Regions from separate parts of the Homo sapiens genome. Here region 1 is linked to region 2. A link is an interaction called in ENCODE POLR2A ChIA-PET data of the cell type or tissue named here. Cell type or tissue: GM12878. All regions are shown on one strand. Links, peaks and the distances in the headings refer to the core of each region. The heading gives the core; the rest is flanking DNA. Region 1 overlaps ZNF609 (zinc finger protein 609). Region 2 overlaps ZNF609 (zinc finger protein 609).

What was found. Peaks named below come from ENCODE experiments on the same cell type or tissue, not always from the same donor. Only the 100,000 strongest peaks of a DNase experiment are listed, where the experiment ranks them.
Region 1: POLR2A ChIA-PET joins it to region 2 with 10 read pairs; 10 of 35 experiments call an interaction of 5 or more read pairs at or near these places.

The regions. Positions count from the first base shown.
Region 1 is chr15:64,588,442-64,600,077 of GRCh38, reverse strand. The region is part of intron 2 of ZNF609 (zinc finger protein 609); the gene reads right to left. LOC101930091 (a long non-coding RNA gene) reads left to right here. Exons shown (of 5, transcript XR_007064678.1): 4 at 946-1,033. It also overlaps the pseudogene RPS26P50. Among named protein-coding and RNA genes, the nearest start is that of OAZ2, 110 kb to the left of the region's middle. RefSeq lists a silencer at 522-722 and an enhancer at 3,048-3,097. In GM12878, for the core only: no CTCF peak of the experiment used is centred there; a DNase peak (open chromatin) is centred at 2,744; H3K4me3 peaks cover 1,285 bases; H3K27ac peaks cover 1,400 bases.
Region 2 is chr15:64,529,040-64,540,675 of GRCh38, reverse strand. The region is part of intron 2 of ZNF609 (zinc finger protein 609); the gene reads right to left. It also overlaps the pseudogene GAPDHP61. Among named protein-coding and RNA genes, the nearest start is that of ZNF609, 74 kb to the right of the region's middle. RefSeq lists enhancers at 374-874, 875-1,375, 11,123-11,636. In GM12878, for the core only: no CTCF peak of the experiment used is centred there; a DNase peak (open chromatin) is centred at 4,929; H3K4me3 peaks cover 1,358 bases; H3K27ac peaks cover 1,608 bases.

The sequences.
Region 1 (11,636 bases), core at 1,600-9,599, 58 kb before region 2:
CTGTTGGGACCACAGGCATGAGCCACCGTGCCTGGCCACGAAGTTTCATTTTAGATTAGATTAATTGGCAAACAAATAATCATAACAGAAGTGAACAAAGGACTGCAAGTATCCTGCCCAGGGAATAACTGCCAGAGGGAATAGGGATGACTCAATGCTGGAGTGGACCTAAAGAATAAGTAGTAGTTTCCCAAGAAAAGAAGAAAGCATATTCCAGGCAGAAGGAACAGCCTCTTCAAAGGCACACAGGCATGAACAAACACAATGTATTTAAAGAACAACAAGCTGCTTGGTTTGGTTAAAGAGTACAGGGAGAGTTAAATTGGGACTTAACCTTGCAGGTATTAAGAAGCCACTGAGGAATGAAAGAAAGGGTATGATGTTATTGTATCTGTATATCCAAAGGTAAAATTAATAGAAGGAGGGGAGTAAACTAGAGAGATTGAAAAGGAGGGCTCCTAGGAATAAAAACATAAGTAAGAATGATCAGAAGTAGGGGGATAAAGGGAAGAACCCAAGAGACATTCAGGACCTTTAAGCAATTTGACTTTGCAAGGCATCAGACATGTAGGTAATCAGTAAAGGAATTAGGTATGATTAGAATTTCTGATTAAGATGGCTGAGAGATGATTTACTGCACAAATATTTACTGAGCAACTGATACATGCCAGGCACCAGTCTAGGCACTGAGAATACAGCTATGAACAAACAGACAAACATCTCAGTCTTTGGAGCTTAAATCTGAGTGAATGACAGTCCATCACTGAAAGAAAAAGAAAAAAAACAGGTTTGGTTTTGGTTTGGAGGGAGGGTGCAGAGATTAATGCAATTAGGTGTTTTTAAAATTTTTTACTTTTTTGTTTGATATCTTCTCAAAAACCAAAAAAAAAAAAAAAAAAAAAAAAAAAACCACCACAAAATAACTTTTTTTTTTACTTTGCTCAGTTGCCAGCACTACAGGAAAGAGAAGCCTGGAAGTACATTATGGGAAAAGAAGTAGATAGGTCTTCAGTGTAAAATCTGAAGGGGTCATGTGAGTATTTTTAAGGATTCAATAATATACATAAACACAAATAAAAACACAGTATATTTCCCATCTATTTGGCAAAGATGAGAGAGTTGAACATATCCCAGTTGGTAAGAGTATGTAAAAACAATAGGGACTTTTATGCAGTATTGGTTGGTGCCTTCTCTAGAGGGCAGTTTGGCAATATGTATCAAAATATAAAATGCACATGTTCTTTTGTCCCAAAATTCAATTTCTAGGATTTGTATCAAGAAGATAACAGGATATATATATATATATATATATATATATATATATATATATATATACACACACAAAGATGTATGATGGACAGTTTTCTTCAATGTTGTTTTTAATAGCCAAACCAAAAAATAACCACAAAACCAGAAACAATCTATAGGTCCATCATAGCATAGATCCCTATCTACATCAATGACATATCTACAACATATTTTTTAGTGAATTAAAGGAAAAAGTATGATGGAGCATGTACTATATTGGCCCATTAATGTTAAATTTAACTCTACTTTTTGTTTGAGAAGTGTTAGAAAATTAAAAAATTAAAGATAAATAAAAATAAACTGATCTATACATAAGTATATACAACTCATAAAATGCGTAGATCAGCAGATAGAGGCTGGATGTGGTGTCTCATGCCTGTAGTCCCAGCACTTTTGGAGGTTGAAGCAGGTGGATCACTTGAGGCCAGGAGTCTGAGACCAGCATGGACAACATGGTGAAAACCTGTCTCTATCAAAAATACAAAAAATTAGCCAGGCGTGGTGGTGCATACCTGTAATCCCAGGTATTTGGGTGGCTGAGGCACAAGAATCGCTTGAACCCAGGAGGCAGAGTTTGCAGTGAGCTGAGACCGTGCCACTGCACTCCAGCCTGGGTGACAGAGCGAGACTATCTCAAAACAAAACAAAGCAGATAGAATTAGAGGTTTAGATCTGGAAGGATGTTCTAGCCATCATGTCTATAGTAATATTCTAGATGATTTTTACTTTCTCTTATGTTTTTTGGCATTTAATTTTTCATTACATTGATAATTTATTTTTCTAGTTTAAAATGCTCTTTTTATTTTGAAAGAAAAGGAAGGAATATTTATATACATAGTGAAGGCTTACTATAAGGGTAGGGTAGGTAAGGGAAGAGATTGAGAATAGTGTGACATATAAGTAGATGGGGGAGGCAGAAGGGTAAGGACATTAAGTCAGAAGATCCACTGCACAGGTCACTGGGTGGTCCTGTGAGCTGGGGATGGGGCAGTATCTCTGTGACCTTCCTAGAGCAGATAGATATTCATAACCTAAAGATAGCCTGTATTCATTTGATTCTGGTTGTCTAGAACCAAGCAGCATCTTCCACATTTATGCAAATATGCAAGATCTTTGTTGAGAAATAAACAACAATATCAAACCCCTCTCTGTGGCAACCAGAATCCTATCTGGAACAGGGCCAGAAAAAGCCATGTTTTCAGCACTTCAGAGAAAACTGCCGCTGCTGCTTATCAAATTAAAATGCAAAGCAGATCACTCCAGTGTCATTGGGAACTGTCAGAAAGGGATTATGGTTCCCACCCCAAGGATGCAGGTCAGCTAAACAATACCCATCTTCCTGTGCTGAGAAGGAGGGAGAAGGAGGAGAAAGATTAGGTCTGTTTCCAAATAGCAGTCCCTCCTGCTTGTTACCGTGGTAACCTCCTTTCCCTGAGCTGCTCTCATTTGTCTCTCTCTGCCTGACCTTCATGTTGCTTTGACAGTAACTGAGGAGGAAAAGTGCCCGTCTGCCAGCTAAGCACTCAAGCTGAGGGCACTGAGCAAGAAAAAGAGGCACTCAAAGTCCCTCTCATTCTAGACTCTAAACTGTGACCTTAGAGTGATTAGAGTCCTGAAAGAGGTTTCTGGTGGCCCTTGTCATTCCATCCTTCCTCCCCTGTGCTCAGGGCCATCTCATTTCTTGGATATACCCTTTAAGTGTCAGGAATCTGGTCAGAGTCAAGTGGGTAGGTGAGAAGTCACAGAGAAGAGAAAAAACAAGGCACAACAAGCTGAAGAACAGAGATAATAAAATATTAATTCAAAACTGCCTAAGACAACTATCAGCATAGCAGTTAAGTACAGCTTTTAGTTTCCCTTTCTCTTCAGGATTTGTGCCGTATTTTCAGTCAGTAGAGGTGTAAGGGCAATTAAGGTACTTGGGGCAGGGTTGGTGAAAGGGTACAAATAGTGCTTTTTAATGTTTTTCAAGCCTAGGATAACAGAACCCAACCATTTAACAAATAATTATTGAGTACTTCTTATGTATGGCTCCTATGCTATACACACTGAGTATAGGTGGTAAACGAAAGGGACTGGTAAGTAAATACAAATTAGATATAAATTAGAAACTGCTATTAGGAGACAAATAGGTCATGTGATAAGAGAACAATGAGAAGGGAGCTACCTTGGGTAATCAGAGATGGCATCTCTAAGGCTGGATTTAAACTGAGGCCCAAAAGATGAGAAGGAGCCATCCATGTGAAGAGCCAAGGGATAAGCACTATAGGCAGAGGGAACAGCATATGCAAACTCCTAAGGCAAGAAAGAGCTTGGCATAGAGCACGGTGGCTCACGCCTGTAATCTCAGCACTTTGGGAGGCTGAGTTGGCCAGATCACAAGGTCAGGAGTTTGAGACTAGCCTGGACAATATGGTGAAACCCCATCTCTGCTAAAAATACAAAAAAATTAGCCGGGCATGGTGGTGCATGCCTGTAATCCCAGCTACTCTGGAGACTGAGTCAGGAGAAGTGCTTGAACCTGAGAGGCAGAGGGTGCAGTGAGCTGAGATCGCGCCGCTGCACTTTAGCCTGGGGCAACAGAGCGAGACTCCATCTCCAAAAGAAAAAAAGAAAGAGCTTGGCATATATTTATATATTTGAGGTCCATATTTCATTTCATATTACTAGACACACCATGGAAAAACAAGTCTGCTGATTCTAGAAGCTCAAGAGGCTGAGGGAATGGGCAACATTAAAACAGCTAGCCAAATGTTATCCAGTGATTTCACAAATAATTTATTTATTAAGCTACCAATCATGAAGATACTATGGACAGCCCACTTATCCAAAGTCTGAGAAAAATAAGAGCTATGATGGTGGGGTCAGTTTTCTGTCAATAGCAGTCACTGTCATTCCAAATGACACTTACTATGAGAGCAGGACTGATTTCCATTACTTAAATGGCATCCTCAAACCCATTTAAGACTTTGCCCCAAACCTCCTTAAAGTGATTTACACATTGGAGTAATTATCTTACAAAGGAGGTGGGAAGGGGCCAGGTTTTAGTCCCAGTTTTTTACCATTTATCTGTATAACCTTAAGTAAGTCACTTCACTTCTCCAAACTTCAAGACATGAGGTAGTTGGATGTTATGACCCCTAAGGATATTGTATTAGGGCTTGTTCAGCTAGAAATGATAGAAAAACCACTGCCAACCTGACTTAAAAAGAGAATTTAGTGGCTCTCGTGTAACTGAAAAAGTCTATATCACACATGACCTGATGTACGGGCTCAAATGATGTCTTCGGGCCCAATTTCAAACCCTCCCTCTCTTGGTGTTTTCTCTGGCACAGCTGCATTGTCAGCCAGGATCTCCTCCTAGGTGGCAAGGTGGCTGTAGCACTTCGATTTTTTTTTTTTTTTTTTTGAGACGGAATCTTCCTCTGTCGCCCAGGCTGGAGTGCAGTGGCATGATCTCAGCTTACTGCAACCTCTGCCTCCCGGGTTCAAGTGATTCTCCTGCCTCAGCCTCCCAAGTAGCTGGCATTTCAGATGCCCACCACCACGCCCGGCTAATTTTTGGTATTTTTAGTAGAGACGGGGTTTCACCATGTTGGCCAGGGTGGTCTCAAACTCCTGACCTCAGGTGATCCACCTGTCTTAGCCTCCCAAAGTACTGAGATTACAGGCACGAGCCACCGCGCCCGGCCCAAATTTTATAAACTCACAGCTCCAAACCCAGTAGAAAGAGACACATTCTTTTCTTTTTTCTTTTTTTTTTTTTTTGAGACGGAGCCTCGCTCTGTTGCCCAGGCCGGACTGTAAGCTCCACTTCCCGGGTTCACGCCATTCTCCTGCCTCAGCCTCCCGAGTAGCTGGGACTACAGGCACCCGCCACTGCGCCCGGCTAATTTTTTGTATTTTTAGTAGAGACGAGGTTTCACCTTGTTAGCCAGGATGGTCTCGATCTCCTGACCTCATGATCCACCCGCCTTGGCCTCCCAAAGTGCTGGGATTACAGGCGTGAGCCACCGCGCCCGGCCGAGACACATTCTTTTCTAATCACACTAACAAAAATCCTTACGTTCATTCTGATTGGACCAGCTTCTGGAGTTTAAAATCAATGGCCCTCAAAATCTTTACATTTTGTGACCAGGTGCAGTGGCTCATGCCTGTAATCCCAGCACTTTGGGAGGCTGAGGCAGGCAGACTGCTTGAGCTCAGGAGTTAGAGACCAGGCTGGGCAACATGGTGAAACCCGGTCTTTACCAACAATACAAAAAAAAAATTAGCCAGATGTGGTGTTAAGAGCCTGTAGTCCCAGCTACTGAGGTGGCTGAGGTGAGAGGATCACCTGAGCTCAGGAGGTGGAGGTTGCAGTGAGCTGAGATCACACCACTGCACTCCAGCCTGGGTGACAGAGTGAGACCCCGTGTCAAAAAAAAAAAAAAATTTTGAGCATTCTCCAAGTCTTCGCCTTTTCTGGTTTTAATTTAAAACAAACAAACAAAAAAAACAAAACAAAACATAGTGCATATGTAGTTTTTGTCTGCCCAGAATCCCTCTTTTCTGCAGAAAACTGCCTTACTCCCACTCCACGTGTTCCTAGTAAGATAACAATCACAGTGCCCTTTCAGCTACCTGGCTCTGGGAGTGGGTTCAGTATCAACCTATTCTTTCAGTTCTTCTAAAGTAAACTGCTGATGGAATATTTCTTTAGTCTTTCAAGAGGGCAGAGCCATGCTTCTTCCTTAATATGTGTGTTCATGACATAAAACCCTTCAAACCTCTCCTAATCTTAAAAGTATTAAATGTTTACATCTTCCTCAAACATAATACTTGATTGACAGTCAAGGAGTTCCAACACAAAACTATTAATATGGCGAGACAGCAAACACCAACCCTTCTTATCCACTCAATTATACTATGAAATGAGTTATGGTTGAATCATCAGAATGTTCTGGAATGGCTGGGTACAGTGGCTTACACCTGTAATCCCAGCACTGTAGGCAGGTGGATCACTTGAGTCTAGGAGTTTGAGACCAGCCTGGGCAACATGGTGAAACCCTGTACCTACAAAAAATATATAAAACATTAGCCAGGTATGGTGGCACGCACCAGTAGTCCCAGCTACTGGGGAAGCTGAGGTGGGAGGATTACGTGAGTCTGGGAGGCGGAGGTTGCAGTGAGCTGTGATTGCACCACTGCACTCCAGCCTGGGCGAGAGAACAAGACCCTGTCTCAAAAACAAACAAGAGAACATTCTGGATGACTTATTTCTCCTAGAACAACTAGATTTTTCAGACTATGAAAGGTTATCAGAATTTCACTGCATCGTGAACATTTTTGTGTCAATTAGCTATAACTTAAAACATTATTTTTATTTATTTATTTAAGTACAATTTCCATTTTATTTTTCTCCAGAGAATAGCCTGTCTTCAGTCTTTAAGAACTCACCTCCTTACATGGGCTTTGGTGGGGGACGTGGGGCAGCACCCGCAGGTCTAAATCGGGGTGGGGGTGTTCGGTCCTTGCGGGCTTCACGAGATCGATTCCTGACTACTTTGCTGTGAATTGCACAACTCACACAGTAATGCAGCTTCACATACAGCTTGGGAAGCACATAGGCATCGAAGACGCTCGCTTCAGAAATGTCCCTGACTGCTGCGGACTCCACTATGTTTCGAATGACGAATTTCTTAATGGCCTTGTCTTTGGGCACGCATCGGGCACAGTTAGTGCAGCGAATAGGCTGCATGTGGCCGCGGCCCTTTTTGGCACGACCATTGTTCCTTCTTTTCTTTGTCATCTTGGAGGCACGGACCGGAGAGAGCAAAAACATTATTTTTATTTTATTTATTTATGTAATTTTTTGAGACAAGAGTCTTGCTCTGTTGCCCAGGCTGGGGTGCAGTGGCGCGATCCCAGCTCACTGCAACTTTTGCCTCCTAGATTCAAGCAATTCTCCTGCCTCAGCCTCCCAAGCAGCTGGTATTTCAGATGCCGGGCTAATTTTTTTTTTTTTTTTTTTTAAGTAGAAATGGGGTTTCATCATGTTGGCCAGTCTGGTCTTGAACTCCTGACCACAGGTGATCTGCCTGCTTTGGCCTCCCAGAATGCTGGGATTGCGGGCCTCGTGAACCACCATGCCTGGCCAACTTAAAACATAATTTTAAATGCTTGAACAGAATTATTACCATTATTATTTTTTTGAGACAGTCTCACTCTGTCATGCAGGCTGGGGTGTAGTGGCGAGATCCCAGCTCACTGCAGCCTCCACCTTCTGGGTTGAAGCAATTCTCGTGCCTTAGCCTCTCAAGTAGCTAGGATTACAGGCACCTGCCACCAGAGCTGGCTAAATTTTCATATTTTTAGTAGAGATGGGGTTTCACCAAGTTGGCCAGACTGGTCTCAAATTCCTGGCCCCAAGTGATCCAACTGCCTTGGCCTCCCAAAGTGCTGGGATTATAGGCGTGAGCCACCATGCCCAGCTGAATAGAATTATTTTGAACAAACCAACCACGATTCATTTAACCAATTAACTATAGATGGATATTTAGGTTGTCCTAATTTTCACTTGTATAAACAAGGCTGAGAGAAATATCTTTTTTTTTTTTTTCTTTGAGGCAGGGTCTTCCCTCTGCTGACAGGCTGGAGTGCAGTGATGTAATCATGGCTCACTACAGCCTTGACCCCCAGAGCTCCAGTGATCCAGTGATCTATCTCAGTCTGCCAAGTAGCTGAGACCACAGGCACATTCCACCAGCTGATTAAAAAAAGGCCGGGTGTGGTGGCTGACACTCGCAATCCCAGCACTTTGGGAGGCCAAGGCGGGCGGATCACCTGAGGTCAGTTTGAGACCAGCCTGGCCAACATGGTGAAACCCCATCTCTACTGAAAATAGAAAAATTAGCTGGGCGTGGTGGTGTGTGCCGGTCGTCCCAGCTACTTGGGAGGCTGAGGCAAGAGAATCACTTGAACCCGGTGCACGGTAGGTCGAGATCGTGCCACTGCACTCCAGCCTAGTGACAGACCAAGACTCTGTCTCAAAAAAAAAAAAAAATTATTTTTAGTAGAGATAGGACCTCACCATGTTGCCTAGGCTGTTCTCAATCTCATGGGCTCAAGCGATCTACCCACCTCAGCCTCCCAAAGTGCTGGGATTATAGGCATGAGCCACCATGCCTGGCTGAGAGAAATATCTTTGCACCTGTTTCACTAGTTTCATAGGGTGAAGTCCTACATATAAGCAAGTAAAAGGGTATGCACATTTTGAGGCTTTTTTTAAAACATTTTTTATAGAGACAGGGTCTCGCTTTGTTGAGGAGGCTGTTTTTGTTTGTTTGTTTGTTTGTTTTTTGAGATAGAGTCTGTCTCTGTCGCCCAGGCTGGAGTGCAGTGGCGCGATCTTGGCTCACTGCAACCTCTGTCTCCTGGGTTCAAGCGATTCTCCTGCCTCAGCCTCCTGAGTAGCTGGGACTACAGGTGCATGCCACCACACTCAGCTAATTTTTGTATTTTTAGTAGATACGGGGTTTCACCATGTTGGCCAGGATGGTCTCGATCTCTTGACCTCATGATCCGCCAGCCTTGGTCTCCCAAAATGCTGGGATTGCAGGCGTGAGCCACTGCACTTGGCCTCGGAGGCTGGTCTTGAACTCCTGGGCTCAAGCAATCCTCCCAAGCTCAGCCTCCCAAAGTGCTGGGATTACATGCATAAACGAGCATGCCCGGCCTTTAAGGCTTTTCGATACATACTACTCAACCAACTTCCAGGCTTTCTGGAACTTAAAGAAAACTCTATGGTATTGCCTACATTTCCAGGGTAGTTTATTTACTCTTCTCAGGACCTTTTTAAGGTATTATCAGAAATGTACAAAGTTTTCTACTTTTGAACCTATTTGTCTTTATCTTCAAGGGATAACATTTTGTGTTTGTTTTTAATGCCAACAAACACAAAATGGTTATGGTTAGTATAACCATTACCTTGTAAACTGACATTGAAAGCTACTGCTCTTATCTTAAGGAGGTCTATATTGATTTCTGGATTCCTTTCCTGGGTTACATGACTACTCTAAACCCAGATACATATATATATACATATATATATATGCATGTATATGTGTGTGTGTGTTATGTGTATGTAAAATAAATATATATTTTCTATATATGAAGGCCAGGTGGCTCACGTGGGCAATTCCAGCACTTTGGGAGGCCAAGGTGGATGGATCATCTGAGGCCAGGAGTTCAAGACCAGCCTGGCTAACATGGCAAAACCCCAACTCTACTAACACAAAAATTAGCTGGGTGTGGTGGCACACACCTTTAATCCCAGCTACTCAGGAAGCTGAGGCAGTAGAATCACTTGAAACCAGGAAGCAGAGGTTGCAGTGAGCTGATATCATGCCACTGCACTCTAGCCTGGGTAACAGAGCAAGAACCCCTCTCTCAAAATAAAGAGCAAAAGAGAGAGAGAGATCAATTTATCCCATACGCTCTCTCCCCTACTAATATGTATGACCTTATATTTATTCATAGATAATATTAAAATAGTTCCGACCCAAAAACTTCAATACTGAGCACAATTTAAATCCTTCTTAAACCAGGACAATAAAAGGCTAGATTTCCTAGTATACAGGTTGGGAGTTCAGATTTCTAATCAGCAAGTAGTTGGCAGCCAGGAAAGATTTAAGTTCATAAATGAGGACCATGTGCAGTGTGTTTTTTTCTTACCTTCTCCATCCAGCCCAAATTCAGCTCTTCAACTTTCTAGCAAACTTGAATAATGTTTTAGCTTTAATCACAACAAGTATGATCAACCATACCACATCTAATTTTTTACCAGTATCCATTAGTCTCAATTTTCACTATCGCTTATCTGTGAATACTATCAAGAGCTTTCCAAAAGCATCGAGTTTTTCCTGCCAAATCTCTATAATCTCTTTAACTGTCTGGGTCTGTTTACAGTATGTAAAAATTTTTAGCCATTTAATTTATAATTTTAATCTTATAGAAAAATCTCACAAAAAAGTATATTCCTGAGAAGCTCCACAGATGTGGACTACTTTAGGAAGAAGTAAAGGAGGGCCTTGGTTAAGAACAGATGAGATAAGGAAAGAAATACTATTCAAATAGAAGTAAAGGGGATGAAGATAAATAGGAGATAATGATTACGACAAATGGACTTTGAAGATAGCCATCTTGGCTTTAAATAGAGCCTCCACTACTGGCTGTGCAACTTTAGGCAAGTTATTTAACTTCTTTAAGCCACAATTTTCTTGTTAGTAAAATAAAAATTATGCTAGTGTGTATTGCATAGAGCTACTGCAATAATTAAAGGAAATATATAAGAAGCATTTGGTATTGCTGCCTGGAACATAGTCTGATAAAATGCTGCTGCTGCTGCTGCTGAAGTTTCTGTTGTTATTAAATGTGCCCTAGGGATCCTCCAAAAAGGGCTTCATCCACTGACCTTTATCTCAGAACTATGATTAGCCTGATATCAGTAGGTCTTTTCAGGCTAAGAACAGGTCAGAAGTTGGCTACTAAACCATCAATTAAAAAAATCAGTTGAGTTCTTCTCCTTTTTTAGCTTCTCAAGACCACCCTTATTTCAGGTTGGAACATGTCCACACAAGGCAGGGACATCCTCCACAATTCCTGTACCAGTCTACACTGGGCTCCATCAGAAGAGCTAAAATGGAACTAGCTAGTGTTCATTTGAGCAACCCAGGACCAAATTCAGGAGATAAAGTCCCCAGATAACATTCTGATGTGTAAACCATCTCCCCTATTTGGGTAGCTGAGACATTTTCTTGGTTGCACTATTAAGACTGAGGGCCACAGACAGGCATGGTGGCTCATGCCTATAATCCCACCACTTTGGAAGGCTGAGGCAGGTGGATAACCCGAACCCGAGGTCAGGAGTTCGAGACCAGCCTGACCAATATGGTGAAACCCCATCTCTATTAAAAATACAAAATTAGCCAGACGTAGTGACACATGCCTGTAATCCCAGCTACTTGGGAAGCTGAGGCAGGAGAATTGCTTGAACCCTGGAGGCAGAGTTTGCCATTTGCCATTGCATTCCAGCCTGGGCAACAAGGGCGAAACTCCATCTCAAAAAAAAAAAAAAAGACTACAGACCAGGCATGGTGGTTCATGCCTGTAATTCCAGCACTATGGGAGGCTGAGGTGGGAGGACCACCTGAGCCCAGGAGTTTGAGACCAGCGTGGGCAACAAAGTGAGATACCATCTCCACAAATAACAAACAAAAAACAAGAAAACAAGATTGAGAAAGAGGTTGCCATAATCTCTAGTAGTCTGTACAGTCTTCCTCTTCTTT
Region 2 (11,636 bases), core at 553-8,552:
TCCCAGCACTTTGGCAGGCCGAGGCGTGCGGATCACGAGGTAAAGGGTTCAAGACCACGCTGGCCAACATGGTGAAACCCCGTCTCTACTAAAAAATACAAAAATTAGCTGGGCACAGTGGCACGCACCTGTAGTCCCAGCTACTTGGGAGGCTAAAGCAGGAGAATCACTTGAACCCAGGAGGCGGAGGTTGCAATGAGTCAAGATTGCACCACTGCACTCCAGCCGAGGTGACAGAGTGAGACTCCGTACCAAACAAAAACAAAAATAAAAAACAAAACACACAAAAAAACCTATCTGTATCAAAAGATTCATGACCTAATCTGGATTACTAAACACAAAGCCATCAGCAACTTCGAAAAAGAAGTTAGTGTTGGTGTTTCATTGCTTTAAACTTGAGTTTCCTCTTTTGACCAGCCTCCCCACATCTCTCTCCCTACTTGCCTTCAAATAGCAAACTCCTGCCTACTCCTTTCTCTCCAAGAATATGCTGTGGGGAAGAAAAGATGAAGATGCGGGAAGATGGGAGAAAAGAATCCTAACATAAGATATAGAAGATACACAACGGGCTAACATCATAATCCAGCTAGTAATAAAACTCTTGGCCAGGTAAGCTGGTTCACACCTGTAATCCCACCACTTTGGGAGGTGTGTGGCAAGAGGATCACGTGAGCCCAAGAGTGCGAGACCAGCCTGGGCAAGATGGTGGGACCCTATCTCTACAAAAATAAGGAAAAAAGGCTGGGCGCAGTGGCTCAGGCCCGTAATCCCAGCACTTTGGGAGGCCAGGGCGGGCTGATCATCTGGGGTCAGGAGTTTGAGACCAGCCTGGCCAACATGGCGAAACCCTGTCACTACTAAAAATACAAAAATTAGGCAGGTAGGCTGGGCGTAGTGGCTCAGGCCTGTAATCCCAGCACTTTGGGAGACTGAGGCACATGGTCAGGAGTTCGAGACCAGCCTGGACAACATAGTGAAACACTGTCTCTACTAAAAATACAAAAATTAGCCGGGAATGGTGGCAGGCGCCTGTAATCCCAGCTACTCCGAAGGCTGAGGCAGGAGAATCGCTTGAACCGGGGAGTCGGAGGTTGCAGTGAGCTGAGATTGTGCCACTGCACTCCAGCCTGGGTGACAGAGTGAGACTCTGTCTCAAAAATAAAAAAATTGGCCAGGCGCAGTGGCTCACGCCTGTAATCCCAGCACTTGGGGAGGCCAAGGCGGGTGGATCACGCGGTCAGGAGATCGAGACCATCCTGGCTAACATGGTGAAACCCCGTCTCTACTAAAAATACAAAAAATTAGCCGGGCGTGGTGGCGGGTGCCTGTGGTCCCAGCTACTTGGGAGGCTGAGGCAGGAGAATGGGGTGAACCTGGGAGGTGGAGCTTGCAGTGAGCCGAGATCGCGCCACTGCACTCCAGCCTGGGCAACAGAGTGAGACTCCATCTCAAAACAAAATAAAAAATAATAAATAAATAAATAAATAAATAAATAAATAAATAAATAAATAAGGCATGGTGGCAGGCGCCTGCAGTCTCAGCTACTTGGGAGGTTGAGGCAGGAGAATCACTTGAACCTGGGAGGCGGAGGTTGCAGTGAGCCAAGATCGCGCCACTGCACTCCAGCCTGGGTGACAGAACAAGACTCCATCTCAAAAGAAAAATGTACAAAAACCAGTCAGGCATGGTGGTGCATGCATGTAGCCCCAGCTACTCAGGAGGCTGAAGCGGGACGATTGCGTGAGCCCAGGAATTCCAGGCTGCAGTGAACTATGATCACACCACTGCACTCTAGCCTGGGTTTTATTTTATCTCTATAAAAAATAAAACCAGTCCAGCACAGTGGCTCACGTCTGTAATCCCAGCACTTTGGGAGGTCGAGGCAGTGGATCACTTGAGGTCGGGAGTTCAAGACCAGCCTGACTAACATGGAGAAACCCCGTCTCTACTAAAAATACAAAATTAGCCAGGCGTGATTGTGCATGCCTGTAATCCCAGCTACTCAGGAGGCTGAGGCAAGAGAATCGCTTGAACCCAGGAGGCGGAGGTTGCGGTGAGCCAAGATCGCCCCACTGCACCCCAGCCTGTGCAACAAGAGTGAAACTCTCTCTCAAAAAAATAAAAATAAATAATAAATAAAACCAAACAAAAATCCACACTTTACAGATAAAACTTTTAAAAACTAAACTCTCTGGCTTCTGCCTATGGACAAATTTACTAATACATTCTATGATGAGCCAAATTTACAAATAAACTGTATAATAAACCAGTCTATAAACTAAAGCAAAAGCCTCAAACATTTTAGTGGAGAAGAATTATTTTACATTTCTCAAAAGCTTAAAATGCCAGGATGGTTAACAGTTTGTGACATCAAGTGTCTTAGCAACTGACTTTTTGATCTAGCATTAGACCTCAATATACTATTTGAACATCTTATCACTAGAAATATTTTTGAGGGAAATCTAACCCATCTAAAAATTTTTTTCACCTCCTAATGCAACAAAGGAAAGAGATTAACCTAACTAGAACATCCTAGGATATACATTTTCTTTCTTTCTTTTTTTTTTTTGAGATGGAGTTTTGCTCCTGTTGCCCAGGCTGGAGTGCAATGGCGCGATCTCGGCTCACCGCAACTTCCGCCTCCCAGGTTCAAGCAATTCTCCCACCTCAGCCTCCCGAGTAGCTGGGATTACAGGCATGCGCCACCATGCCTGGCTAATTTTTTTTTTGTATTTTTAGTAGAGACGGGGTTTCTCCATGTTGGTAAGGCTGGTCTCCAACTCCTGGCCTCAGGTGATCCGCCCACCTCAGCCTCCTTTGCAAAGTGCTGGGATTACAGGCGAGAGCCACCGCGCCCAGCCCTAGGATATACATTTTCAATGAAGAAGATAGTGCCCCTAAGGGGGCAAAACAATCATATTACAGTTTGTGTTCTGCCAAAGGGCCACAGTATATAAACACTTCTTCTTTCTATGTAAATTTTTGCATCCAGTTTTTCTATAAACCTGTTCCACATGCTCCAGCCATTAATTTCCCCTTTATTTATATCACTTGTCTGTGTTAGATAAGCTATCACATTTCTGTGTAATACAGCTCTAGTATTTTTTTTCTTTTTTCTTTTTTTTGATGGAGTCTCACTCTGCTCTTTTTTTTCTTTTTCTTTTTTTTTTTTTGAGACAGAGTTTCACTCTTGTTGCCCAGGCTGGAGTGCAATGGCATGATCCCCGGCTCACCGCAAGCTCCGCCTCCTGGGTTCAAGCCATTCTCCTGGCTCAGCCTCCCGAGTAGCTGGGATTACAGGCATGTGCCACCACACCCGGCTAATTTTGTATGTATTTTTAGTAGAGATGGGGTTTCTCCATGTTGGTTAGGGTGGTCTCGAACTCCCAACCTCAGGTGATCCACCCGCTTCGGCCTCCCAAAGTGCTGGGATTACAGGTGTGAACCACCGCACCCAGCGAGTCTCACTCTGTTACCCAGGCTGGAGTGCAGTGGCACGATCTCGACTCACTGTAATCTCCACCTCCCAGGTTCAAGTGATTCTCCTGCCTCAGCCTCCCGAGTAGCTGGGATTACAACTGCCCACCACCACACCTGGCTAATTTTTGTATTTTTAGTAGAGACGGGGTTTCGCCATGTTGGCCAGGCTGGTCTCAAACTCCTGACCTCAGGTGATCCGCCCACCATGGCCTCCCAAAGTGCTGGGATTACAGGTGTGAGCCACCGTGCCCGGCCTTTTTTTTTTTTTTTTTTTTTTTTCTTTTTTGAGACAGGGTCTCTCTCTGTCGCCCAGGCTGGAGTGCAGTGGCACAATTCCGGCTCACTGCAGCCTCAACCTTCCAGGCTCAAGCAGTCCTTGCACCTCAGCCCCCAGAGTAGCTGGCACTGAGTAAATGGGACAGGCCTGCATGCCACCTTGCCTGCCAGCTAATTTTTTTTTTGGGGGGGGGGGTGGAATTTTAGTAGAGACGAGGTCTTGCTAGGTTGCCCAGGCTGATCTCGAACTCCTTAGCTCTAGTGATCCTCCTGCCTCGGCCTCCCAAAGTGCTGGGATTACAGACATGTGCCACTGAGCCCGGCCAGTTCTAGTATTTCATTAAGTCCCATCTCCCTGGTTAGATGGTGCACTTCTTTAATATGTATTGTGGTTTTTACTCTCAAAATTCAGAAACTATATAACTCAAGGTCCCTAGTTGCATACAGAAACGAACCCTAGTTGATTCAAGCAAAAGATGAAAGGTTAGTAGTGGGTGACTCACTGAATTCCCAGGAAGTCTGGAGAATCAGGCTCAGAAAACAAGCAAGAACAGGAAGAGGCTATACAGTCATAAACCACTTCTAAAATCATGCCATAGGCTGGGCACAGGGGCGCATGCCTGTAATCCCAACACTTTGGGAGGCTGAGATGAGAGGGTCACTGCAGTCCAGGAGTTAAACACCAGCCTCAGCAACATAGTAAGACCCTGTCTCCACAAACAAATAAAAAAATTAGCCAGGTGTAGTGGCATGTGCCTGTAGTACTAGCTACTCATGAGGCTGAGGCGGGAGGACAGCTTGAGCTGAGGAGTTCAAAGCTACAATGGCACTCTGTGCCACAGAGTGAGACCCTGTCTCTAAAAAATATATATTTAAAAAACATCACTCAGTTAGAAAATGGTGAGTCTTTATTCCAGTGGCCAAAGAAAAAAATTAATGAAAATAATAAAAATGAAAAAAAAAGAAAGTGGGCAAAAGACATCCAGATGATTCACTGAAGAGAATACACAGGTGATAAACAAGCACACGAAAATAACTTGAACACTGTTATCATTAGAGAAATGCAAATTAAAACCACATTGAGGTACCATTACATACCTGCCAGGATAGCTAAAATAAAAAATAGAGATAACAGTAAATATTGGCAAGGATGCAAAGAAACTAGATTTCTCACACATTTGCTGGTGGTAATGTAAAATGGTATAGTCACTCTGAAAACCAGTTTCTTAAAAAACTAAACACAATTACCATATGACCCAGCAACTGCACTCTTGGGCACTTGTCCCAGAGAAATGAAAACTTATGTTCACACACACACAAAAAACTGTATATAAATGTGCATAGCCATTTTTTTTCATAATAGTCCCAAACTAGAAACAGCCCAGCTCACCTCCAACACGTATATGGTAAAACAAACTGTGGTATATCTATACCATGGAATACTACCGTTCAGCAACAAAAAGGAATGAACTATTGATACACGCAACAACCTGGATGAATCTCCAGAAAATTATGCTGATTGAAAAAGCCAATCCCAGAAGGTTACATATGGTACGATTCAATTTATATAACATTTTTGTCCAGGCTCATGACTGTAATCCCAGTGCTATGAGAGGTAGAGGCAGGATAATCATTTGAGGCCAGGAGTTCCAGACCAGCCCGGGCAACATAGCAAGACCTCATATCTACAAAAAATTTTAAAAATTAATCAGGGGTGGTGGCATGCGCCTAGCTACTTGGGAGGTTGAGGCAGGAGGATAGTTTGAGGCTAGGAGTTCAAGGTTACTGTAAACTATGATCACATCACTGCACTCAAGCCTGGGTGACAGAGACCCTGTTTCACTTTACATATTTATATAAATAACAGTTTTTTTTTTTTGGAGACGGAGTTTCACTCTGTCGCCCAAGCTGAAGTGCAGAGTACAATGGCATGATCTCGGCTCACTGCAACCTCTGCCTCCCAGGTTCAAGCAATTCTCCTGACTTAGCCTCCTGAGTAGCTGGGATTACAGGCTCATGCCACCATGCCCGTCTAATTTTTGTATTTTTAGTGGAGATAGGGTTTCACCACGTTGGGCAGACTGGTCTCAATCTCATGACCTCAAGTCATCCACCCACCTTGGCCTCCCAAAGTGCTGGGATTACAGGTGTGAGCCACTGCACCGGGCCTAAATAACAGTTTTTATATAACAAAATTTTTGAAATGGAGAACAGGTTAGTGGTTACAAGAGATTAGGGATGGAGGTGGGAATATACTGTGTTCACATGTGCAGGGAAAGTGGGTATGGTATAAAAAAGTTAACACGGCCAGGCGCGGTGGCTCATGCCTATGATCCCAGCACTTTGGGAGGCCAAGGTGGGCAGATCACCTAAGGTCAGGAGTTCGAGGCCAGCCTGGCCAACACGGTGAAACCCCATCTTTACTAAAAATACAAAAAGTAGCCAGGCATGGTGGCGCATGCCTACAATCCCAGCTACTTGGGAGGCTGAGGCAGGAGAATCGCTTGAACCCGGGAGGCGGAGGTTGCAGCAGTGGGCCCAGATCACACCACTGCACTCCAGCCTGGGCGACAGAGCGAGACTCTATCTTAAAAAAAAAAAATAAATAATGCTGGGTGTGGTGGCTCACGCCTGTAATACCACCACTTTGGGAGGCCGAGGTGGGTGGATCACCTGAGGTCGGGAGTTCAAGACCAGCCTGACCAACATGGAGAAACCCCGTCTCTACTAAAAATATAAAATTAGCCGGGTGTGGCAGTGCATGCCTGTAATCCCAGCTACTCGGGAGGCTGAGGGAGGATAATCGCTTCAACCCGGGAGGCAGAGGTTGCGGTGAGCTGAGGTTGTGCCATTGCACTCCAGCCTGGGCAACAAGAGTGAAACTCCATCTCAAAAAAAAAAAAAAAGGTTAATAACAGTGATTGCTGTGTTGATGGAACTGTTCAAAATCTTGACAGTGGTGTGGAAAGAGAAACCTACACGTGATATAAAATTGTATGGAAATAACGACACATACGCAGACATGAACAAGCAAAACAAGGCAAATCTGAGTAAGATTGATGGACTGTATCAATGCCCATTACCTGGCTGTTACACTAGTTTTGGAAAATGCTGCTATTGGAGGAAATTGGGTAAAATGTACAAGGGATCTCTCTGTATTATTTTATGAAACTACATGTGATTCTAGTTATCTCAATAAAACTGTCAATTGAAAGCAAACAAGAAAAATGGGAAACAAGAAAATAGTTGCAATAAATAGAGTAGACAAAAACCACACTGAAACAATAAAGAATTTTAAAAGACTTAAACCCACAAGGAGGGGGATGAACTAGAGAGGAGACAACAATATTTTGGAACGTGGAAAGCAAATGAAGGAATGATAACTGACTAAGCAAACCTAAGAACGCTATATTGAATAATAAGCATGCAACAGAAAAAACTTTGAACTATACCAATCAACACTACAGAATCTTCCCCTAAAAGCTCAGTAACTGGCAGTACCAGATGATGTGAAATCAATGATTTAGGATGAATAACACTGATTGAAAACTATATAAGAAGCAATTATGGCTGGGCACAGTGGCTCATGCCTGTAATCCCAGTACTTTGGGAGGGCTGAGACGGGCAGATGGCTTGAGCCCATGAGTTCGAGACCAGCCTGGACAACATGATGGAACCCCATCTCTACTAAAAATACAAACATTAGCCAGGCGTGGTGGCAAACACTTGTGGCCCCAGCTACTCAGGAGGCTGAGGCAGGAAGATCGCTTAAACGTGGGAGGTAGAGGTTGCAGTCAGCCAAGATTGCGCCACTGCACTCCAGCCTTGGTGACAGAGCAGACTCTGTCTCAAAAAAAAAAAAGCAGCAATTATTTATTTAATTCCTTTTCTCACTCACATACCACCCCCGACCCAAAAAAACTAGAGAGGCTAGTTTCTCAAATAGAGAAAGCTCAAATAGAGGATCTCTGGACCAGGGTGCTCCAGGAATAGTGGAGGACATGAGTACCGTACCTAAAATAAGGAGATTAAATGTGGATTTAAACATACTGAATGCTGAAGGCTGAAGCCCCAGTCCTCTTTTTCACCTAGCTCAAAGAAATCTTTACTCTCCAGGAGGATTGGAAGGGGCTTGTTATTTTTCTAAGAAATCTGGTAAGCCTATAAGGAAACACCTAACGATCTTGACATCTGGGGTTTCCCAACTTAACAGTCATCTCGCTGTGAAGCTCACCATAAAGATGTCCTGCAAATGCACTCACAGCTTCAAATATAACTTTCAGCGCTCCATCTTAAAGATGTTTAAAACGTGAGCAGACAACCAAGTACTACCAGATATCTGAGGAATGCCTCTAACAAAAAAGACAGAGAACAAAACCAGCATTTCATAAATCAGTCAACTGAGGCTCACATCAGCTAAAAATGAGATTAGTATTTACCATACTGCACATTTCATTCATATGTTTAATAAATATTTATTGGGCCAGGTACTATTATAGGTGCTTGAGAAACAAAGATTCACAAAGCAAAACAAAAGAAAACAAAATCTCTGCCTTGGTAGAGTTTACATTCTAGCAGATAGATAATAAACAATAAGCATAATAAAGTATACACATAGTAAATTAAAAAGATTAGTGCTTCGAGAAAAAATAATGGGATAGGATAAAAGGAGGGTACAGAGGTGGTTGCAAATTTCAAATAGGTTGACATTTGAGTGAAGACTTGAGAGAGATGAGGGAGTTGGCCATGCTACGTACTTCTCTGTGATAAAAGAATTCTAGTAGCCAGAACCTTCGATGTAAGAGACCTAAGGCAAGAGGAGCTGCATTTCAAGGAACAGCAGAATCCAGTAGGGCTGGAGGGGCATGCTAGTAGGGAGAAATAGGAGATAAGGCCATAGAGGTATGGCAGAGAGAAGCACAGATCATGTGGATCATTGACTTTTTCTCTGAATGAAATTAAGAGCCAATGGAGGGTTCTGAGCAAAGAAGTGATAATGAATGGACAAGTTTCAAAGAATCATTTTGGCTGCTGTGCTAAGAACAGACTATATGGAAGCAAGGGACATAGGTTAGAAAGAGAGAGAATGGAATTTCTAAGAATGTTAGAGTTGACAAGGGTGTTGGAAGTAATTTTTTTTCCCAAGTCTTTCATTTTAGAGATGAGGAAACTGAGGCCCACAACATTGCGTTTTCCAAGGTCATGTGTTAAAGTCTGAAATAAGGCTGGGCACAATGGCTCAAATTTCTAATCCCAGCACTTTGGGAGGCTGAGGTGGGAAGTTCTTGAGCTCAGGAGTTCAAGACCCGCCTGGGCAACATAGGGAGACCCCGTCTCCACAAAAAATATAAAAAATTAGCTGGGCATGGTGGCTCACATTTGTAGTCCCAGCTACTTGGTAGGCTGAGGTGGAAGGATCACTTGAACCCAGAAGGCGGAAGTTGCAGTGAGCCATGATTGTCGCCACTGCACTGCAGCCTGGGTGACAGAGCGAGACTGTCCCAAATAATAATAATAATAATGTCTGGAATAATCCACTTTGCATTTGTGTAGCTTTTTCAGTGTTTTTAGGTTTATCATCTCATCTTGTATTCAGCAATCCTCTGGGCAGTTCATAGGGCAGCTGATAACTGACATTAATTTGGCCAAAATAGCTGGCCAAAATTAGGGACCAGGTCTAGAATATCCTCTCAGTACTCAATATAAAGCTATTAACTACATAGGGAGTGAATCTGCCATCTTGCCCATAATATCACAAAGTGCTAAATAACCTAAGTAATTCAAGTAATGGAAATGACTCATTTCTGCTGATCTAATTCCATGGTCCCACAGGAGAGCTATAGGTATTAAATGCAGTACATGTATGTTAAGTGGAATGATATACATTACAAATTAGGAAAAAGAGTAATTCTGAGGCAAATAGGAAAAAGTGATTTTGTTACACATGATATTGTGAGCTCAGGTCTCTTTCCCATCTTCTTTCTTTCCTACCCAAGTCTCATCCTGCAAGGTCTTTCTCAGATTTGAAAGCAGCTGATAAACAACTAATTTCCTTAAGATGGCTGTTGATAATAGCTCAAAGTATTACTTCTCTCTAGGGGTATGTATACTTTAATAGAAAACTCAAAACCTTCAATTCCAAAGGAACTGCAGTCAAGTTAGCAGGGAATATTATACTGAAGACCTCTTGGCAGTTACTCAAATCCCATTAAATAAATTCAAACTCAACAACTGTTTATTGTTATCTACCATACTGTCAGTCACAAAGATAAGACATCGTTCTTGCCCTTAAGATGCTAAGAATGGAAGAAGACCACACAGAAAATACTAGCTTTTGTTTATTGAATCCCTACTAATATTAAGCATTGAGCTAACTACTTTCCATGGGCAATAAGTATCAAGTATTATACTTAGCACAGTGATTAGCAAATAATGTATGTTCAATATATTGTAGCCGTGATAGTATAATTATAACCTTTGTAATTGCATTTAATCTTCACTTCTGCTCTATAAAGTAGTTATCAGTGTTACTTTACAGATAAAAGGAAACTGAGGCCCAGAGGCTAGGTAATATGCTCAAAGTCACACAGCTATTAGGAGCTAGGATTCAGGCCCAGCACGGTGGCTCATGCCTGTAATCCCAGCACTTTGAGAGGCAAGCGGATCACTTGAGGTCAGGAGTTTGAGACCAGCCTGGCCAACATGATGAAACCCCATCTCTACCAAAAAATACAAAAATTAGCCAGGCGTGGTGGCATGGGCCTGTAGTCCCAGCTAGTCGGGAGGCTGAGATGGGAGAATCACTTGACCCTGGGAGGCAGAGGTTGCAGTGAGCCGAGATCACACCACTGCACTCCAGACAGGGTGACAGAGTTTAAAAAAAAACCAAGGCCAGGTGCAGTGGCTCACGCCTTGTAATCCCAGCACTTTGGGAGGCCGAGGTGGGTGGATCACCTGAGGTCGGCAGTTCAAGACCAGCCTGACCAACATGGAAAAACCCCGTCTCTACTAAAAATACAAAATTAGCCAGGCGTGGTGACGCATGCCTGTAATCCCAGCTACGCAGGAGGCTGAGGCAGGAGAATCACTCAAACCCAGGAGGCAGAGGTTGTGGTGAGCCGAGGTTGCACCATTGCACTCCAGCCTGGGTAACAAGAGTGAAACTCCGTCTCAAAAAAGTCTCTGCTCCTCCTGTTCGACAGACAGCCACATATTCTCTCGCATTGGCAGCTGCATCCCTGAGACACCATGGGTAAGGTGAAGGTCAGAGTCAACAGATTTGGTCGTACTGGGTGCCTGGTGCACCATGACTGCTTTTAACTCTGGTAAAGTGGATATTGTTGCCATCAATGACCCCTTCATTGACCTCAACTACATGGTCTACATGTTCCTGTATGATTCTACACATGGCAAATTCCATGGCACCGTCAAGGCTGAGAACGGGACGCTTGTCATCAATGGAAACCCCATCACCCATTTTCCAGGACCAAGATCCCTCCAAAATCAAATGGGGTGATGCTGGCGCTGAGTACGTCGTAGAGTTCACTGGTGTCTTCACCACCATGGAGAAGGCTGGGGCTCACTTGCAGGGGGGAGCCAAAAGGGTCAACATCTCTGTCCTCTCTGTTGATGCCCCCATGTTTGTGATGGGCGTGAACCATGAGAAGTATGACAACAGCCTCAAGATCGTCAGCAATGCCTCCTGCATCACCAACTGCTTAGCGCCCCAGCCAAGGTCATCCATGACAACTTTGGTATCATAGAAGGATTCATGACCACAGTTCACACCATCACTGCCACCCAGACTATAAATGGCCCCTCCGGGAAACTGTCACGTGATGGCTGCAGGGCTCTCCAGGACATCATCCCTGTCTCTACTG